2 separate regions of the Homo sapiens genome follow, and region 2 is linked to region 1. A link is a loop called in an ENCODE intact Hi-C map of the cell type or tissue named here. Cell type or tissue: GM12878. All regions are shown on one strand. Each heading gives the region's core, and the rest is flanking DNA. Links, peaks and the distances in the headings are about the cores only.

Region 1 (10,917 bases), core at 3,161-8,160:
GGGTTTTATACATTGATGTGGTTCCAGGGTTTGTGTCTTTTCTACCCTGATTCTTCCCTTAGGTGGGCTGTCCGCATGCGCAGTGCCCTGCTGGCACTTGGGAGGGGCTGCGTGTGCACTGTGTTTACTGAAGTTGTGTGCATGCTCACTTGAGGCAGTTTCCCCTTATCTTCCAGTGTTCCTAGAGGAAGGTCATATACCAGTTAAACTCTGCCATTTTGCCTCTTAGTGCGTGTGCTTGAGCCCAATCACCCAACTTCTCAGATCTTATTGGGAAGCTGCTGATCACTAGCTTTATGTGTTTTTTCTCTCTTAGGAGACCGCCTTTCACTGGCACCAGCTATGACCAATTATTATTTTAAAAAGACAGTTTAACAACTGCCAGGCCATCACTTGATGGTCACCTGACATTCCTGGAGTTGGGGGATACTCTCCTTCCCTAGTCATATCTGCCTAACTACCTATTCTAACACCAGCATTTATGGAGGATTAACTTTGTACTGGCTATTGGACTAAACAATTTTACATGTATTGTAAATTCCATGAAGAAGGTAGGAGTATCGTCCCCATTTTACAGGTGAGGAAACCGAAACACAGAGAGGTTAAGGAGCTTGTCCCCAGATTACAGAGGCTCTGCTGGGTTGGGACCCAGGCAGTCAGAGTCCATAGCCTGCACTCAGAACCTAACATACCTGAAAGTACTCTCTGAATCTATAGAATGTGTTCAGTAATGAGAATGTTATATCTTTTGAGGATGAATTAGATTTGTTGAGAAAGCAAAAAATCACTCAGAGCAAATGTTTTACTGGAACTTGGTAATCTTAGTGAGCTGTATTGTTTTTTAGTCACTGTTTGATTTTGATCCTGAAATCATACTTACTGATTTGCTTGTTTTTCTCATAAATGGGCACTGAAGACATTTTATAGAGGGGACTTCTGAAAATGTTCAGAGCAATAGCTGCAACACTGGAACAAGGCTTTCCAGTTAGTCATAAGTAACCACTACCTTGGCGATGGAGTAAGGGAAGGTATAGAGAACAGAAACTCATAGTTAAAAGGAAGCCACAGTTAACTATCAATTATCGTGAGGCTGTGGAGGAGCAGAGACCTAAGCCATCCTCAGTTTTTGATGGCTCATAACTGATGCATACCAATTAGTGGCCCAGCAGGTGGTAGGATGCGGGTAGCCAAGCCTTGGGGCTGTGCCTTTGGAGTGGGAGCTGGAGGGAGGCAATTGGAGGGGTGTTGTTTTCTATTTTCCTGCAGGAGTGAAGAAGAGTTTTGGCATCTTTCCACCAGCCACAGGAAGCAGTGGGCAAATCGGGGAGCCTACTTATGGAACTGTGCTGGGGGGTGAGCTCATCTTCCCATGTTTTGACAGGAAGGAGGTGTGTTTACATGCCTAAGTTTTAGGACAGCACAGCTTCCCATGCCTTGTCCACAAAACTTCATTGCCAGGATTAGAGAATTCATCCTGAGTCTGCAGTAGAATAGCAGAATAGTAGAGCAGCCCTATCTCTTTCTTGGAAGCAGTTGGCAATGAGCAATCTATTTGCAAGCAAAAGACATACTGTGAGATGGGGTGTTATATGACGTTAATCTACAAAATCTGCAACTCAGGTGACCTGCTCAGCCCTGGCTCCTGGAGGAAGGCTGGCCGTGTGCAGTGAAGGAGCAGCAGGTGAGGTGGGGGAGGGCATAGGCGTGGTTGTGTGTAAACTCAGGATGATGGTACCTGTACTCCTTAATACGGTGGTGGGAGAGTTAACACAAATATGTGCTTTGCCCAGTGCTGTTATTATCATCAATCCATGCCCTGAAGCATTCACGGATATTACTCTGTTAAGGTAATTGTTAAATGAATATGGACGTGAATTGGAGAAAATATTTTGTGCACCCGCATAAACATGCTAGAGGATTTCACAACAACCAGATTAACAACCATTGGTACTATGAGTGGCAAGTAGCTACTTGGGAAGATTTATCTGATGGTAAGTGACTTGTTATAAATGGGATTCACTGACAAGTGTGGTGACCTCCTGACAAAAGTATGATTGGAATACAGCCAGTGATTCAGCAGTGTCCAAGAGATTCATGCTGAGTGTTGAATAGCAAAGGGTGGCCTGGAGAGAAGAGGTCTGGGAAGGCTGGGAGAGTGGGCTTGGAAATGGGAGGAACTGTATTGAATAAAGGCAGAGGCACTGGGACATGAGGAAGAAGTTACTTTGCAATGCTCCTGGTATCTGGGGCGGGATTGGCTTCTCAAATATTCGTTGTGACCAGATTGCAAATTTGTTGTGGGTTTGAACTTCCCTGAATTGAATCTGAGGATCTTTCTAGGTTCTGAAGAAATTGGCAAAATTTTATCCTTAAGGCCAAGTGGAGCTACTGATGAATTTCAAATGATTAAGTGAAAATCAGTGTAGTGTTTCTGCAGGAGCATTCTGGGCACAGCATGGGGAACTCACTGGGGGAGAGCAGGCTGCACAAAGAGATTGGTGCAGGGCTTTCGCTGGTCCAGGAAGGAGTGGAGGGGGCCTGACTGAAGCAGGGGAAGAGAGAAGGGAAAGTACAGGGAGGTGCTGAGAATGCAGGAGGCTGTGGTTTGTAGGACAATGACTGGATTGCATGGTGACAAAGACAAAGGGGCCTGAGGTGATTCTCTGGCAATCAGTAACCTGGGGCCAGTCAGTAAGCTCCTGGATGTATCTATGGGTCAGGCAGATGGAAATTCCCATAGTCAGTTGGATAGGCACTTCTGGAACTCCAATACCTGTAGGTGATGGTTGAAGCTCTAGTTTAGAGGCCCTAACCCAGGAAAAATAAACTGCATGGGCAGAGAACTGGCTGGGGAAAACCAGCAAGAGAATGTACAGAACTTTCATCTCATGAAATGAAGAAACTGAGAACATCACCCACATTTCAAGTCAATGAACCTTGACATCAGTTATCATCAAGTGTGACTGTTTCTCAGGCTAGAGTGGACTTAGGTGGTATGAGGGCTCTGGAAGAAACAAGCTGTTTACTATGGGAATGGAAGCGAACATACCTCAGATGGAAAGGTTCAAGTTCCTAGTTGAATCTTTTACTTGCTTTGGGAATTTTCTTTCAGGGCCAAGTTTCCCTTTGACCTGTCCAAACCCCACATCTCCTGTAAGATGCACCTTCTCCTCTGTGTTCTGAATGTTCACAGCACTTTCTAAGGCTCGATTTTTGCTGGCAGTCCACGCAGGCATGGGTGTGGGTCATCCAGCTAGAGAATAAGCATTTCTCTCTATAGCCCTCTGCAACTCCCAGGATCCCTTTGGAGATGGAGCAGGGGCTATCTAAGGAGTACTAAGCTGGGTTGATCAAATGCAGCCATGGAAAGAGAAATGAGATTATTTTTTCTTGATAAGAGCCTGTGGAGGCAGCCTGGTGGTAACTCTTCATTGATGAAGGTTGAACAAATAGGGAAGTGAAACTCTGAAGATGTACATTGAAGAGGCCAAAGAAAGCCTGGGCACATTTGGGATGATTCTGTGTAGCCTAAATGCCTTTGATCGTCCCGAGAGAGCATACTTCCCAAAGACATGATAGCTCAGTGAGGAATCCAGAGACTATTATATCACACTTCAGGAGTACTCAATTACCATATCCACATGGCCCCAGATAAATAATTTCATTCCTGAGGTTTTTTTTTTTTTTTCCAGCCATGTGGTTCTGGTTTTATAAACATGAGATTAAAAACTGACTAGAGATGAGCCCTCATAAGGAGGTGGCTGGTCAGGGCCTGTGGGGTGCAGGTATTTGTCTCCCAGGGGTCCTTGGATAGAGCAGGGATGGTGGGGGTGGGCATGTCACGACTGCATGCATGTGGGCAGGCCTTCTGGTATGAAACACATACTGAATTACCAGACTTCAGAAGCTATTTTTTCTTTTCTATATATTTTTTCATTCATAACAAGCTTTGCAAAACTGCCTTCCAAATGGAGGGTCAAATAATTTTGATCATGAGATCAGGAAAAAACAACTATGAAGTACCTTGGACTCTACCTTTGTTTTTGTTTGCATTTATGGACTTGGGTCCACATCCATGATAGCTCATGTCTATAAGTAAATGAGCAAGCCACCAGATCTCTAGAAGAGAAGCCCCCAATACTAGGTGTGTTATTTCAGAGTAGCCTTACATTAAAAGACTTCTTAGTCAATAGTGACATCTTATGACCTTTGATATTACAGTTACTGATTTTGTTGAGACAGGAATACTGTCTTCTGGGACTAAAGGAACAAAATCATATTCATTTGTTCATCTAACTCCTATTTCATTTTTGTTTTTGTTTGTTTTGGGGTTTTTCTGAGACAGAGTCTTGCTCTGTCACCCAGGCTGGAGTGCAGTGACACAATCTCAGCTCACTGCAACCTCCGCCTCCTGAGTTCATGTGAGCACATCCAGCTAATTTTTGTATTTTTAGTAGAGATGGGATTTTACCAAGTTGGCCAGGCTGGTCTTGAACTCTTGACCTCACGTGACCCGCCTGCCTCAGCCTCCCAAAGTGCTGGGATTACAGGTGTGAGGCACCGTACTAGGCCCCAACTCCTATTTCCTTGTGCCTCCCATGTTCTTGGATCTGAGAATACAGTGGTGAACATGAACCTTACAAAACATACAGTTTCATAAGACAGAGTGCAAATATTATAGCAAGTAAATATGAGTAGCTTTAGAAGAGGGCTTTTGAAGCGAGCCAGCAGGGCCATGTGGTAGATAGAGGGTTACAGGGATATGAGAATATATCCTTGAGGAGACCCTCCAGAAGTGCACAAGGATGTGGACAGGGAGAGGCCTTACTGCATCCCTGTGGTACAGCATGGCAAACAATTGGGGACTAGCTAGATCAGTAAAACGTCTACTTTTGGATGATTTATGTTGTGGATGCCACCAGCAGGTAGAAGAAATGCACAATACCAATACCAGAAGTGCTAACGTAGTTGTCAAATCATTTGCTATGTAAAAAGATTGTAGAATAATATGTTTTTTTTAAAATCTAGATGTTTATTCACCAAATGTATAACAGTGGTTATTTCTGGTCAAAGGAGACTTAACTGTTATCAGTAGTAGTATAAGCATACTTCCTTTCTCAAAGGGAGTATGAATTCCTGTAAGTAAATATTCATTAAAAATAGCAAAAACTCTTTAGAAAAGAGAAAAGTGTGATGGGGCTGGTCCAGAAAACCTCCTCAGGCATTTAGGTTGAGTCCCAAAGGATGAGAAGAGTAAGAGAAGAGCTCCCCAGGCCAAGGGCATGCCATGTGCAATGGCAAAGGGAGAAAGGGGCTTGGTATATCTGGGTATCTAATAGGCATCTTGGGAGGTGAGGCTGTAGCGTGTGGCCAGAAACAGGTGGCATAGGGTGGAGATGAGGTTGCACAGTGAGCAGACCAGGTCCTGCAGGGCCTGGGAAACCACAGCACAGAGTCCGGTTATTAGTCAGCATGTGAGGCTCAGTTGTGCACATTTGAAAAGCTGCCTATCTGCCTGCCTGCTTGGTGGGGATCGGATTGGAGGCAAGGGAGAGTGGCAGCAGGGACATAGGTCGTGGCTATTGATGCCAAGCTACTGGGAAACATTGATAACTTAGACCAGGGTAGTCTCAACCCTGCCAAGCATCTAAAATAACCCATGTTCAGGTTCTACCCCAGAACAATTGAATGCAGTTTCTGAAAGGAGGGCCTGAGCATTCACCTTTTAAAATAATATGCCTTAAGGATGCGAATCTCTAGGCTGGAGGTTGCCAGTGGTGTGGAGAGGCAGGAAGCGTTGAGGCATGCATTAGAGACAGTGTCAGTCACCCCCATTGCTGGACCTCCCAAGACCACCCTCAACAGCCTTGAGCTTGTCCTGGTTTAGGAGGGTGGTCTCTTCCCATAAGTGAAAAACACACATGAGATTAGTCATTGTACAACTTCTGGAAGTGACAAAACATGTCTCATGTCCACACAACTGGATTTTTTAGTTATAACAGCCAGAACTGGAGTCTTCCATTCCAGTGTATTTTCCTTCATTTTAAGGGTGAAATAAGACCTGGATCCACCAAGGTCTTGGGACAGATTGAAGAAAGACCCTGAGCAGGGCTGTTTTTTGCCTCTGAAGGCTGCCTTCCTGAAATCTCATGAGGGGACTATGCTTAGTTCCTGCTGTTTCCACAGTTCTTAGGAAAATGCAGCCTATCTTCATCCTAATTTCTCTGTCAACTTCTGCTCTGTCAACTTCTGAGGGACATTTAAAGCAACGAATATTGGCCGGCGTGGTGGCTCACGCCTGTAATCCCAGCACTTTGGGAGGCCGAGGTGGGTGGATCATGAGGTCAGGAGATCGAGACCATCCTGGCTAACAGGTGAAACCCCGTCTCTGCTAAAAATACAAAAAAGGCAGGGTGTGGTGGCTCACCTCTGTAATCCCAGCAATTTGGGAGGCCAAGGCGGGCGGATCACGAGGTCAGGAGATCAAGACCATGGTGAAACCCCGTCTCTACTAAAAAATACAAAAAAAATTAGCCGGGCGTGGTGGCGGGTGCCTGTAGTCCCACCTACTCGGGAGGCTGAGGCAGGAGAATGGCGTGAACCCGGGAGGCAGAGCTTGCAGTGAGCGGAGATCGTGCCACTGCACTCCAGCCTGGGCGACAGAGCGAGACTCCATCTCAAAAAAAAAAAAAAGCTGGGCGTGGTGGTGGGCGCCTGTAGTCCCAGCTACTCGGGAGGCTGAGGCAGGAGAATGGTGTGAACCTGGGAGGCGGAGCTTGCAGTGAGCCGAGATCGTGCCAGCAACGAATATCTGTGGCTTAGAATAAAGTGTTTTTTTTTTTTTTAAACACAAAGTCAAGGTATACACAAAAACTGGTGAGAAGCCTCATAGTCTGTAGTTATCACTAGATCCATTTGTTTTACACCTGAATAAATCTGTAACCCCAGTTACTAATTGTGCTTTTTTTCTGTTGATGTTTGTACTCTGCAGACTTGAATTCCATTATGTTAAATTACTCCATGTTTCAGCAGAAATAATATGCTTGACCCTTTAATATTTATTTGATTCTAAAACAAAATAGCAAAATAATGGCTTATGTATTAAGGTACTAGCCCATAGTCCAGCTTCTTGGGTATATTAGGGATCCATGAGCTATACTTTATACTCCTCCTAAACTTTGCATGCTACAGGGACAATAAATACTTTCCTGTCTAACTTTGGGTTCTCACCATGGAAACATCAGAGCAACAGCTGGGCTCTGTTAGATGTCTTTTCATTCTCTTGGCTGGTAAAATCTTTTGCAGAAACTTTAAAAAACTTGATGGCTAACAAAACTCTACTTTTAAGTGAAATCACTGATTCAAGTTGGCCAGATATTTGTCTTAACTGATTACGATTGCTAATTGGAAGTTTTCAAATGTTACCTTGGGCCCTTGGTGACCTAGAAACAGCCTTAAAGTTAACAGAAAGTGTGAGTCACTGTGAGGCCAAGATCAAACTGCAATTTAAGGATTCAGTAACACAGAAGGCTGCAGACCAAGACTGGAGGGCCATGTTCTTTACCATAAATGTAACAAAATATTTCTATGAATATCTTATATGTCCTATGCATTTTATGGAACTAAATGGGACAGTTTAAATGTCTGCATTTTATCTAAACCTTAAGACGGCTTTTTGACTAGTTGCCACAAATGGGTCATAAGGCACTGCTCCTCCAGGCTTTCAGGACAGCAGGCAAGTCTGGGGTGACTGGGCTCTGGGCTGGTCTTCTGGGAGCTGTACGCAGCCTTGTCCAATACGAGGCATTATTTTTCTCTGTGCTGTGTGAAAGAAGGATTGCCAAGCACGGTTCAGGAACCGTGCTTCGAAGGAACCGTGCAGTGATGAAAACAGTTTAGATTCTGCTTTAAGTTTCATGGGGTAGCCTGGCATGTTATAAAGGAGTCTGGCCTGGATGTTAGGAGATCAGAGTTCTTACTGGCAACCTGTTTGGTCTTGCCCTCTCCAGACCCCATCCTTCTTCTCTGCAACATGGGGAGATCTCTGAGGTCATCTCCAAGTAATTGTCAATCTTGCCCTTGGATCATGCATAGCAAGAGCCTCTGTGCCGAACGCTGTGCTAGGTCCTCAGGGCCATGGAACTGCAGCAGGCAGCAAATACTTATTGGATGTCCCTTGGAGCCAGGGCTCTGGGCAGGGTCTCCTGGAGAAACAGAGCAGGAAAAGTAACTCTAGTCAGGAAAAATGGCTCTTGCAAGGACTCCAAGAATGAAATGCCCTTGATGTTGGGTGGAAGCTTGATATATCAGTAGACTGTGTAAGGCTAGGGTGAGGAGGTTCACGAAGGGAAAGTGGAAGACGAAGTTGGAGAGGTGATAAGAGATTAGAGGTCAGCTAGGCAAACTAGACTTGATCCTAGGTCAGTAGACATGTTGCACAAGGGAATGTCATGTACAAAATTCCATCTTGTCCCTTACTCAGGTCCTCTTTGGCTTTAAACAGCCAAGTTTTGCTTCAACAGCATGGCAGAGTCTTTTTGGGTAGCTTGGGCCCCATGGGTTGAATACTTCCTGCTACAGTGAGTTGTTTAGTGTCTCTTCCCTCACTGGTCTGTAATCCAAGGATGGGGACTTTGTTTAGCCACTGCACCCCAGCATCTTTGCACATAAGTGCTCAATAAAATTTGTTAAGCAGGGCACGGTGGCTCATGTCTATAATGCCAGCACTTTGGGAGGCCGAGATGGGTGGATCACTTGAAGTCAGGAGTTCGAGACCAGCCTGGCCAACATGGTGAAACCCTATCTCTACTAAAATTATAAAAATTAGCTGGGTGTGGTGGTGCATGCCTGTTATCCCAGCTACTGAGGCTGAGGCAGGAGAATCGCTTGAACCCGGGGGTTGGAGGTTGCAGTGAGCCAAGATTGCGCCACTGCACTCCAGACTGAGCAACAGAGCGAAACTCGGTCTCAAAAAAAAAAAAAAATTGTTAAATAGAGGGAGATAAAGCCCTTGCCCCATAATTACACTGCTTTTTTAGTAAACGAATGCAGGAACAGAAAACCAAATACTGCCTCTTCTCACTTATACGTGGGAGCTAAATGATGAGAACACATGGACACATAGAGGGGAACAACAGATACTAGGACCTACCTGAGGGCAAAGGATGGGAGGAACGAGAGGAAGAGAAAAAAATAACTATTAGATATTAGGCTTAGTACCTGGGTGAAGAAATATGTACAACAAACCCTTGTGATGTTGTTTACCTATATAACAGACATGTATATGTGTCCCTGAACCTAAAATAAAAGTTTAAAAAAATTGTTTCGTTACATATTTTAAAAATCCTAATTGTAGGCCAGGCGCAGTGGTTCATGCCTGTAATCCCAGCACTTTGGGAGGCTGAGGCAGGTGGATCACGAGGTCAGGAGATCGAGACCATCCTGGCTAACACGGTGAAACCCCGTCTCTACTAAAAATACAAAAAATTAGCCGGGCGTGGTGGCGGGTGCCTGTAGTTCCAGCTAGGAGGCGGAGCTTACGGTGAGCCGAGAGAGCGCCGCTGCACTCCAGCCTGGGCAAAAGAGCGAGACTCCGTCTCAAAAAAAAAAAAAAAAAAAAAAAAAAATTAAAAAAATCCTAATTGTACAGAGTTGGGTTAATTATAATCCTTTGTTCATGACACATTGTCATCACTGGTCTTTGCATGATTATCTTCTAGTTTATTTTATAAAATATTTACGAATATAATAGAACATCAAGGAGACTATGACCTAACCTAAAAAGCAAGGTGTTACTTCTAACTTCCATCTCTGTGCTTCCCAATCTCCCATCCCTAGGCCTGGGTAACCAATACTTAAATATGTGTTTATCACTGTCTTACGGGGTTTTATTGTGGGGGTTTTTTTCAGTATTTTTTTTTTACTTTTTTTTCTGTACTTCAATGGACGTATTTTTTAAAGTATTACACACATATGACACATTAGTTTATATAATTCTGATTTTCTGCACTTTGTTGTAAAATGTATGTTCTTCTTGGACTTGTTTTGGTCACTCAGCGTTATGTTTCTGGTGGTCGTCCATATTGTCACGTGAAGCTGGCAATATGGATTTTCACTGCCTGGAATTTACCACAATCTTTATCTATTTTTTCCCTTCAGAGGGCATTTGGGTCATTTCCAGCTTTTGACAATTACAGATAGTGCTGCTGAGAACATTATTGGACTCTCATCCTAGTACACTGGTGCTTCAGTATCCCTAGGGAAGGTTTCTCAACCTCAGCACTGTTGACGTTTTGAACTGAATAATTCTTTGTCGTGGGGGCTATTCTGTGCATTGTGGGATGTTTTACAGCATGCTTGTGTCAGCCCACTAGATGCCAATAGCATTCCCTGCCCTCCACCCCTGTTGTGACAACTAAAAATGTCTCCAGATGCTGACAAATGTCCCCTGGGGTTGGGGGCAGAATAACCCTGGTGCAGAATCGCTGCCCTAGGGTATAGCAATACAACTTTTAGGTCATGATATTAATGTTTAATTTTACAAGATAGTGTTAATTATTTTGCCAGTTAAACCTATATATCCTCGTATCAACAATATATGAATTAGTTGACTTGCATTCTTTTCATCACTTGGTATCATTAGACTTCTAATTTTACCAAGTAGATAGAAAATGGTATCTCACTGTGGCCTTAATTCATAGTGCCCTGATTGATAATCAGAATAAAATATCTCTTCATACCAGTTTGTTGGCTGTGTTCATGTATTTTGTTCATTTTATAGTTGTGTTTTTGAAGTTTAAAATATATTTTCATATATTCTTGATTTGAGTTTGTCTGTTAGATATATTGCAAATGTCTGCTCCCAGTGTATTGCTCAACTTTTTCTCATTCTGATTGCTTTGGTCTTAGAACATACTT
Region 2 (10,917 bases), core at 4,032-9,031, 140 kb before region 1:
AGAGTCCAATTCTCTTGCCTCACTCAGTGCTGACAGTAACTTGGGTTGCGTGCTTCCTGGCTAGGGAAATGGGCGTCACCCAAGCCTGGCCAGTCATTTTGTAGAGGCTGTCTTGGGTCGTGTTTCAGAGAGTTGTTTTTCACCAACTCTCTCTGACTGGTGTTTGAAGAGCAAATGGCACACAGCTAAATGCCTGGCAGATAAGGAGCTAATTTCTCATGGCTGCACCTGAAAAACCATGATGGTTGTATTGTCAATAACTGCTGCCAACAGACTGTCAGTGTAGACCTGGACATTGCGCCTGTGAATAAATCTCCTCTTGAAACGTGGTATACTTTGCAGCAGCCCAGGGGAAAAAGGAAAGTTATTGTCTTCCCTGAGCAGAGGAGAGGCTCTGGGGACGTGGTCCAGGTTTTCCCACGGGGAGCTTCGTTAATGTATTTGACACTTGATGAGAGAAGCATGTGCTGTAATTATTAGTCTCACAGTTCAGCGATTTTTATAGACCCCAAAGCGTGATACTGTAGATGTATCTTTCACTCCCCTACTTCCGTTCTTGAAGGGGATTTTTGTTCCTCCCCCTACATATTCTTTCACTGATGTAAATTGGTTCTCATTTTTCTCATTGGGCCCTTCTAATTAATGTTCTGGTCTGTCTTTCCCCACACACTGAAGTTTTCTTCATTGTGCTCTTGGCTGAACAGGAAGCATAGCACCCCTTTGGCTGTACTTTTCAGCACTGATCTTTGTGGGCCACAAAGGGGTTTTGAGACAAAGCAGGAATGGTCCCCAGGGGTCTCCAATGCTTTGCCCTCTACTCTTGTTATTACAAGCTAGTTTACAGCATAATACATGATTGCAACTATTAAAGGGACATAGTTCATTTTAAAAGGCAAGAAACATGGCAAGAAAGGATGGAGGGGCAGTTCTAAAGACTTCCACAAATAATGTTCTGATTACACCTTCTTGTGGTTACCAAAGATAAGCTTCTAATTGCATTTACTCAAAGGCTAATGCTACCCAAATGAGTATACCCCAGGCAGATTTAATTTGGAAGCGGTGGGAGAAAAAATGCATATGTTTCTTCATTTATTTATTGGCCAAGTGCAAGCTGTACTTAACCTAAAAGTAAGGGATGTATAATCAGCCTGCCCCCAGCTTCTCCCCAGCTGCTGGAATCAGCAATCAGCAGTACTTCTCCAGGACCTTCTGCAGCCTTAGCTCTCATTGGCTGCTGGCCACCCCTTGGGGCTGTGCTGGGGGGACCTCTTTGCACACCTCCCACCTGGCAGTCCCAGAGCTTCAGGAGAAAGGCAAATCTTAATGACTCCAGTTTGATCTCAGCCCCCATTTCTGCTTTGAGTTTTACTGTTATACTTTTTTTTTGTTTGTTTGAGAAAGAGATAGAATTTCTGCTGGTAGGTAGAAGAGGATCCAGCAGGCATTTCCCTATGTCAGACGTCATGCCCAAACCAGCAACTCTGATGTGACAGCCCTGTCACCTCCGCTCTGTCGCCAAGGCTGGAGTACAGTGGCATGATCATGGCTCACTGCAGCCTTGACCTCCTGGGTTCAAGCAGTCCTCCCACCTCAGCCTCCTGAGTAGCTGGGGCTGTAGGCCACCACCCCTGGCTAATTTTTGTATTTTTTTTTTGTAGAGGCAGGATTTCACCAGGTTGCTCAGTCTAGTCTCAAATTTCTTGGCTCAAGCGATCTGCCGGCCCTGGCCTCCCAAAGTGCTGGGATTACACGTGTGAGCCACTGTGCCCGGCCTTTTTATGCTTTTTTGACATTCACCAGGAAGGGACCCACAGTGTCATGTCTTGGTTGCTCAGCACCTTTTTTTCCTTGATGCTCTGATTTAGAGCTTTCCACCTGAGTCTGGGATGGCAGGAACCATCTGCTCCCCTGCAACCTCCCCTGATTGGAGCTGTACTACCCTCACTAACATGTGTTCATGGCCAAGGTGAGCAAAGAGAAGCAAGGAGAACCTCTGCGAACTCACGAGAAAAGTTTGGGATTCGCATATAGGTGAAGCCTCTGCAGCTGCCCTCTTGCTGGCTTAGGGTAGTCTACAGCCCCCTTCTGCACCACATGTGGAATCTACTTTATTTTGCTTTGCCTGATTTTCAGGCAGTGGGCACACTTGAATTCCTTTCCTTGAGATTCAGGAGCTGTTAGGACAGTCTATACAGTATATTGCATGTAGCTGGAGGGTCAGTGGACCTGCAACTAGGCTGTGCCAACCACAGATTGAAGTCATATGTGCACATGCCTCTGCACACACACACACCCACATATACACGTGGGAGACCCACACAGTGAGCACAGCCTGCAGAGTAGAGAATTGGATTGCAGAACTAGGGAGCACGATGTCTGTCAGTCATCCTACCTCGAGGAATCCTTGCACACACCTGCATAACCCAGACTGAAAATACCTGAATCTACATAGACAGGCTGCTTCTAAAGAAGGGGTGATTGGAGTTCCATAGGAAATGGATCCAAGAGTGATGTAAAGAATGTCTTTGGGAATCTGGCAGGCCAGGTACCGTTCCTGGTTGAGCCCTTCACATTCTAGTCTCAGCTGAAGGAGAGGCCTGCACAGCCTTGGTGAAGTTTCTGTGTGGTGAAACTTGGATGCAACACAAATGGAATGCCTGGTTTCTTGAACTTGGAATGTTACCCAGCAGATAAAGCTCCAGAGGACACCTCACATGGCATTGTTAGTCCTGCAGCAAGGAACCCAGGCCCTGGGCTGTGGGAGGAAGTGCTTCTCCTTTGGTCTGTGTGGGCCTCTCTTGAACCACATCAAAGGGCTGTCACATCAAAGTTGCTGGTTTGGGCATGATGTCTGACATAGTGAAATGCCTGCTGGATCCTCTTCTACCAGCAGAAATTGTACCTCATGTAAAATGACAAATTATATGTCATTTACAAACATCCTTGCATCCTAATCCTTCCTAAGCCTCTAGGTAGACTGAGGTGTCTCTTAAAATGTATGTTACGAATCAACAGAATAAGATAGGTTTAGGCAGAGAGGCTTTTTGGTACCACTGTTTTAAACATAGCAGGTAGCTTTGAGTTTTAATAAAGCACTATGATTTCATTTTAAACCACAGTATTGTTCTTTGTAGAGAGAGAATGTATTATGGAATTGTCTTTCCAAAGACAGTACTCTAGAGTAATATTCCTTTAAATAAATATTTTGTTACTTTTATTTCAACCATGATGATGACGCTAGTATTGCTCTCGTGATATAGGGAATAATGCATAACATTTGTTAAAATATTGAATGCTTATAAATATTAAAGGTTTGCAGTAGTTCAAGAGAAGGTATCTGTCAAAAAATGAAACATCACTGCTAGCCATTTGTATGAAGGATAAAAAAAGTTACAATGTAACAGATGCCACATGGTGGGATTTCTGATCAAGACCTTGTCTGGTGCTTTATACCATAGGGAATTAAAAAGAAAAGCATTTTAAGGGAAATTTCAGCCAAAATAGGTAATATTTTTATATAGATTAGCTGTTCTTTTGAGCTTTGATATTGAAAAACAAAACTTACATTAACATTTGTGAATCTGCAAAGTCTGTAGTGAGAATTCTCTTGCTTAAAACAATAAAAATCATTATTTGGGAACAGTACTACATATTTTCTTACTCAGTTTTGTTTGAAATAGACAATTTAAACAAATGACTATAAAGGTTTTGTTTTGAAAATTAAAGATAGTTGGAATGAAAAGTACTTCTCAATTAGAAATTGTAGTTTATTTTAATTAAATGACATTTGGCAAAAAAGAGGAGAGGTTTTTGGCACCACTGGGAGATATCTTTGGCATTTGTAGAAGGATGCTGTTTATCAAAGAGTTTGAGATGGCGTCAGAACCTGCCTGAGGTCTTTGGTTCTAGTGCCACTGAAGAGTAAGTTGTGATGTCGCAGAGGTTAAAAATACAGTGAATGCATAGCAATTAGAAGACAATGGTCAGATTGCATGTAAGCAAGATGCAACTATATAAGAAATTCTACATAGATAGTTTAAAAATAAAAGGATAGAAAAAGATACACCATTCACTAACCCAAAGTGTCCATATTCATATCAGAAAAGTAGACTTTAAAACAGGGAATATTGACAGGGATGAAGAGAGGTATTACATAGCAATAAAAGTTCAATACACCAAGAAGCCACAACAATCCCAAATGTAAGCACACCTACCAACAGAACTTCAAAGCACCTAAAGCAGGAACTCATAAAGATGAAAGAAGAAATACACAAATCCACTGTAATAGTTGGAGACTTCAACTCTCCTTTCACACTAATCTATAGAACAAGTAAATGGAAAGTCAGTAAGAATATAGAAGATGTGGACACCACTATTACTCAATTTGATATAGTGGATATTTATAGAACAGCCACTCAATAACAGCAGAATACATGTTCTTTTAAAGTGTACATGAGACATTCACCAGGATAAGCCATATTCCGGGCCATAAAATAAGCCTTAATAAGTCTAAAAGATTTGATAAAGTATATGTTCTGACCACAAAGAAATTAAATTAGAAATTAGTAACAGATATCTGGAAAATCTCTAAATATTTGGAAATTAAACAATACACCTTAATAAACCATGGGTCAAAAAAATCACAAGGTTAAGTTATTCCCCTCTGAATTCAATATTAATAAAATTTTCAAATAAATGAAAATGAAAACAATATATCAAAATTTACAGGAAGCAGTTGAAGCAGTACTTAGAGATGAACTTATAGCATTAAATACTTCTATTAGAAACAAGACGGGTCTCAAATCATTTAAATTTCTACCTGAAGAAACTAGAAGAGCAAACTAAACTTAAAGCAAACGAAAGGAAATAATGAAATAGAAATCAGAAAAGCAGTAGGAAAAAACCTCTAATGAAATCAATAGCTGATTCTTGAAAAAGGCTAAAATAAAATTGATAGATTTCTAGTCACTGACCAAGTAAAATAGAAGACACAAATTACCAATACCAGGTATAAAAGGACATTGCTACAGTTAATAAAAGGATGACAGAGAATATGAACAGCTTTATGCCCATACATTTAACAACTTAAATGGACAAATTCCTTGAAAGACACAAATGAACAAACTTCATTGAAGAACAAAGAGATAATCAGAATAGCCCTACATTAATGAAGAAATTGAATAAATAACACAAAGTCTATACAAATCCCTTCTGAAAGCAGAAGGGGAAGGAGTACCCCCAACTCACAAAATTCGCATTGTCTCAATATTAACACCATTGCAAGAAAAGAAACTATAAACCAGTATTTCTTATGATTATAGATGCAGAAATTTTCAACAAAATATTAGCAGTCATTCTCAGCTGATTTTTTTCTAATATTTAATTTGTATTTTAAAAACTGATTATTTTGACTACAGCACCAAGTAGTAAAACCTTAATGATCAGAACACAACTAATGATGATCTTCATTTAGATGAATCAGAAACAATAATATGTCACTAGTAACTAAAGGAGACTTTAACTGTGATATTTTGAGTCTACTTATGGCATATTTCTGCTTATCATCTGCTAACAAGTAAGAAGGTCTAATGCAAGCCTATTGCTATTTTTGTTTTGTTTTGTTTTGTTTTGTTTTGTTTTGTTTTGTTTTGTTTGAGACAGGTTCTTGCCCTATCACCTAGGCTGGAGTGCGGTGACATGATCTCAGCTCACTGCAATCCCCACCTCCCAGGTTCACGAGATTCTTCTGTCTCAGCTTCCCAAGTAGCTGGGATTACAGGCATGTGCCACCATGCCTGGCAAATTTTTGTATTTTTAATAGAGACGGGCTTTCACCATGTTGACCAGACTGGTCTTGAACTCCTGACCTCAAGTGATCCGCCTGCCTCGGCCTCCCAAAGTGCTGGGATTACAGGCCTGAGCCACGGTGCCCAGCAGCCTATTGACTTAAGAGTTACCTGGAATTGGCTCTTTTCTACTGATGTTCTTCCTGGATAGGATAAATCTGGTCCACTTCTTTGGGGGTATACATGGCCCATGCTTTCACTTGATAGTTTTATTCTTATTTATTAGAAGTAGTATTAGCAAAAAACAAAGTCTTTTTCTCTGGGATTTGGGGATTCTCAGATGTTAGCTGTGAAAGCTGGAAGAAGTGTGATCACCCCAGAGACCAGGGTTCTACTCCAGGCGTGATGCAGTAGGAAACCCACTATTTATTACTCATATGTTGAGGCCACACAGACTCTTTAGAGGTCAGCCTGAGAGTCACCAGGGCCTTGTTTCTTCGGGTCAGAGATGAATTAGATGTTCAGATTGGGGATGGTTGATTCCTCTGGAGCTTTCTAGGCTCCTACTTTTTAGAAAGGTGATGCATTTTTCTCTTAATCACAACTCTTCATAATTAGCAAGTGTTTGTGGGCTGCATATTGTATTTAGAGGTGGTAGATTCCATAGTGGTCAAACAACAGGGAATCTTTGGAGTCACATACCACTCCCCAGACCCCCACCCTACAGTATCTTGCCCCTGCCACTTAGCAGCAATATGTATTAAGTTGTGAGTTTGGAGGAGCCTGCACTGCCCCAGGATGTGAGAGAAAACCACAGTGTCTGTAATACAGCAAGGGAGGGGGCTGTGTGACCAAGGGCTTGGCAGACCGTGCAAAGGATTTTGGATTTCATTCTGGCTGCGGTGGGCAGCCACTGAAGGGTTTAAATGGGGAAGTGATGTCATCTAGTGGGAGTTTCCACAGGAGCCCTCTGTTCTTTGCCGGAAGGCAATATGTCTGGTAGGGAGACCTTTGAAGAAATGACTGCCAAGCAAATACTGAGCTTTACCTATCTGTGTCCTGTTAAATCTCTCTCAGTGGGGGCCTATCCATTTCCTGGGCCACTGTGAAAAACCAGCATATCCTTTCTGTCACTAGACTTCTGCAAACTCTTCTGGGGCCATTTGTTCCATGCCACTTGCACAAGGGGGGAATGTGGCTCTGCCCTGTATCCCTTTAGGCTAGAATTGAAGCCCGAGGTGGTTGGCCAATGACGTGACATTGTTTTGAATGCCTTTATTATATCTAAACACTTTAAATGATATTTTGCATTCCACTCCATAGTACACATGCTTAATTTAACACAGAACCCATTTTCCTGTAATACTGTCTGTTCCCATTTTACAGATGGAGAATCCAAGGCTTAGAGATGTAAAGTGTTTTGTTCAAGGTCACATAGCTAGTAAATGGTGATACCAGGTTTGGAATGCAGGCAGTCTGATTACTTAGCCTTTGCTCCTGATAATTCCATTCTTCACTGTGGTATCCTAGTGCCTCGAACTGTACCCAGCAGGTTCTCAGTAAACATGCGTTGGGTGATTCTATTGGAAAAGTCTGGCATCGGGTGCTAGGAATGCAACCCTATGCACACCTGAGCCACCTGGATCAGGACCAAGTGTGGGTGCTGGGAGGCTAAGCGGGATGTGTGCTCCTTGGTGTCCTGCATAACCAGAACAGGACTCCCTCCGGTGTGTCTTCAGCACCTCGCAGCACCATCACTCTGGCCAGCTAGTAATTGTGGCATACTCATCTGTCTCTCTAGCTGCATGGTGATCTCTGGAGGATGGGCCCTGTATTAAGCTCACCTCCTTCTTCCTGAGGCCTGGTCTAACTCATATATTTGAAATGTGACTGCTCAACAGTGGGCTTATGGAAGTCAGCCCAAGTCTTCAGCCAGAGAATTCCAAGAGTGGGATCTTTCATCTGCCTTGCCCATGGCCAGAACCATCCTTGAACATGAGTGAGAAAACAGGCCCAGGCAGAGCTAAGGCTGGCTTCCTGCCCAGAGGCCCTCATGTGACTAGAAGGAGCCAGCTAGTCCGTAGAGCTGCCATGCTGCCCTTGGGTCTCCCATGCTGCCTAGGGAACCCTAGGGCCTGAGGAGCGCTCAAGGCAGCCAGCACACCCCAGGAACAGGAGATGCAGAAAGCATGGGGGTGCAGGGCCTGTAAGGCAAGGGAGGCATGAGGTAGAAGGATGGATTCTGTTCTGGCTGCGTGGGTTTTTCTGGGTATAGTTGGCCATCAAGTGGAAATAGTTTATAAACTGGAAAATAGGGTCTGCAAACAGCTGGAAATAGAGATCTGGAGAGAGGAAGGGTGGGAGATGAGGGTGAAAAATCTAGGTGATAGTTGTCAGTGATAGCCAGAGTGGATTTCTACCTGTTTGAGAGGGAATAGGCAAAAGGGCAGGCCCCAAATCTGTCCCATCTACACATTATTCCATGCCACCTGTCACACACCAGATATGTATATGCAACATTCTTCTTATGGTTGGGGGTAAGGTCTGTATCCTGAATGAAATGAATAGGCTTTCATTACCTTTCCAGGGATAGTTTTGTTATCATTCATATCCTGTCTGTGTTTTCACTGTCAATAGAGTCAGTTTAATTAATTTATATGTTTTATTCTTTATTTCAGAAAAACTATACAACTCCAGCGGACGAGATTTGAGAAGGGCCCTCTTCTCCCTGAAGCAGATATTTCAGGTAAATAGGAAAAAAATAAGTACTTACCTGTTTTTACATTGCTGTGAAATTAGATACAGGCAAGCTTCTACCTGTACTTGTTATGAAAAGGAAGGACAAATTTAGATTACAATATTTATATTTAGATTACAATATACATTAGGTCATAATATCAGTTGAGAATTTTTATCATGTCAAATATTTCAAACATAATAAAAAGTAAAGGTAACTTTATCACATATTTTTCCATATTTACTTCTAGTTTTTTTTTTTTTTAACTATTATTATACTTTAAGTTCTGGGACACATGTGCAAAATGTGCAGGTTTGTTACACAGGCATACATGTGCCATGGTGGTTTGCTGCACCCATCAACCCATCATCTACATTAGGTATTTCTCCTAATGCTATCCCTTCCCTAGCCCCCTACCCACTGACAGGCCCTGGTGTGTGATGTTCCCCTCCCTCTGTCCATGTGTTCTCATTGTTCAACTCTCACTTATGAGTGAGAACATGTGGTGTTTGGTTTTCTGTTGCTGTGTTTTCTGAGAATGATGGTTTCCAGCTTCATCCATGTCCCTGCAAAGGACATGAACTCATTCTTTTTTATGGCTGCATAGTGTTCCATGGGGGTATATGTGCCACATTTTCTTCATCCAGTCTACCATTGATGGGCATTTGGGTTGGTTCCAAGTCTTTGCTATTGTGAATAGTGCTGCAATAAACATACATGTGCAAAGCCTATTAGAGGTATAACTGAAGACCTGTGTTATGCTCCCCCATCCCAAACAACCTCTTTCCACCCTACCCCCACATGCATGTTTCCTAATGGTAAATATTCACCAACAATATGTGATATTCTTTTGTATGAACTGTATACATATGTGATCATGTTGCATATATATCCTACTTCTGCTTACTGAGAATGGGATAGGTGTAGGCATAGCTGGTGTAGCTCTGATTGAAGATTGCATTGGATGAATAAAACACAAGTTGTTTTATTCATTCTTCTATTGGCAGATGGTTAATTTCCAGTGTTTTGCTGTTATAAACCATGCTATTGTGGCTATGCCCCCTTGTGTACCTGTGCAAATCTGTCTTGGATTCCATAGTATCGTTGCCTCCTAAACCTTCCCTCCATTCCTACCCTGAGAAAGTCACCAACATAATGAAGAGGACTAGGACAGGTGTGCAGAGAAGCCCCAAGATGATCAGCCATGTGAGGGCAGGCAGGGTCAGGAGATGGTTTCATAGAGAAGATGGTTTTTGCATTGAGCTTGCGTCTGTCTAGGTTCATTATTTTTCTTCTGTTAGGATTTTTGATTCTAGTTTACATTCTACTTCTTTTCAGTTCCCATCTCATCTACATCCTTAAAAGATTATCTTTGTCAGCGATAGTTGTCAGTGAGAGCCAGAGTAGATTTCTACATGCTTGAGAGGGAATAGGCAAAAGGGAAGGCCCAAAATCTGTCCCATCCACACATTCTTGTCCCATTCTTACTTCACTGTGTTCAATCATACCACGGAGTCCCTTCTCTGTGTTGACATTTCTGCAGACAAGTCCTCTTTCTTTTCTTCCAACAGCCATGGTTTTGAACCTGGTGCACCCTTGCTCCACCACACTGCATACCTCGGAAATGCCTTGGGGTTTAGAGGTCTGCCTTGGTTCATGCCTGGAAAATTGCAGCAGCTATTCATGGCACTGTGTGTGTTTGGTCCTCCCTAACTCAGTCCATTCTTAGCTTCCCACCAGAGGGAGTTACTCTCTTGTTGGTTCCATGTTGCCTTCTGGGTTACGTCTGGATTTCTCAGCATAACATGGAAGTCCTTCTTGATCTGGCCTCTGCTGCCCACCTCTCTGTCCTTGGCTACAACCTGAGTTCCTCCTGAAGTTGTACTCCAAAAGTAAGGCATGCCCTTTCTGTTCTACACCTTTGCCCTGGACCTGCGACTTATTGATTGATTGAGATGGAATCTCACTCTGTCACCCAGGCTGGAGTTAAGTGGTGTGATCTTGGCTCATTGCAACCTCCACTTTCCAGGTTCAAGTGATTCTCCTGCCCCAGCCTCCTAATTGAGATTACAGGCATCCACCACCACGCTTGGCTAATTTTTATATTTTTAGTAGAGATGGAGTTTCACCATATTGGCCAGGCTGGGCTCAAACTCCTGACCTCAGGTGATTCACCCACCCAGGCCTCCCAAAGTGTTGGGATTATAGGTGTGATCTACCACGCCTGGCCTGGACCTACAACTTCTATCCCAGAATGTTTTGCTACCCCACACCCACTCTATATGTATCTCAGTTTTCCTTCTGGTATCTCTTCCTGCTAGGGATGCCCTCTCAGAATGATCACTCACCCTAATTAGGGTCCCTCCGAATACCATTAAAAGTATCCTGTGCTTC

Evidence for each region. Peaks named below come from ENCODE experiments on the same cell type or tissue, not always from the same donor. Only the 100,000 strongest peaks of a DNase experiment are listed, where the experiment ranks them.
Region 2: it touches region 1 in a loop (2.5-fold over the local background); 2 of 110 quality-filtered maps call a loop at or near these places.

Annotation. Positions count from the first base shown.
Region 1 is chr18:36,632,984-36,643,900 of GRCh38, forward strand. The region is part of intron 10 of FHOD3 (formin homology 2 domain containing 3); the gene reads left to right. Among named protein-coding and RNA genes, the nearest start is that of TPGS2, 190 kb to the right of the region's middle. RefSeq lists enhancers at 2,904-2,993, 5,381-5,550. In GM12878, for the core only: no CTCF peak of the experiment used is centred there; DNase peaks (open chromatin) are centred at 3,458 and 5,448; H3K27ac peaks cover 3,149 bases.
Region 2 is chr18:36,493,468-36,504,384 of GRCh38, forward strand. It overlaps FHOD3 (formin homology 2 domain containing 3), which reads left to right. Exons shown (of 29, transcript NM_001281740.3): 4 at 8,465-8,532. Among named protein-coding and RNA genes, the nearest start is that of FHOD3, 200 kb to the left of the region's middle. RefSeq lists an enhancer at 6,734-6,783. In GM12878, for the core only: no CTCF peak of the experiment used is centred there; a DNase peak (open chromatin) is centred at 6,684.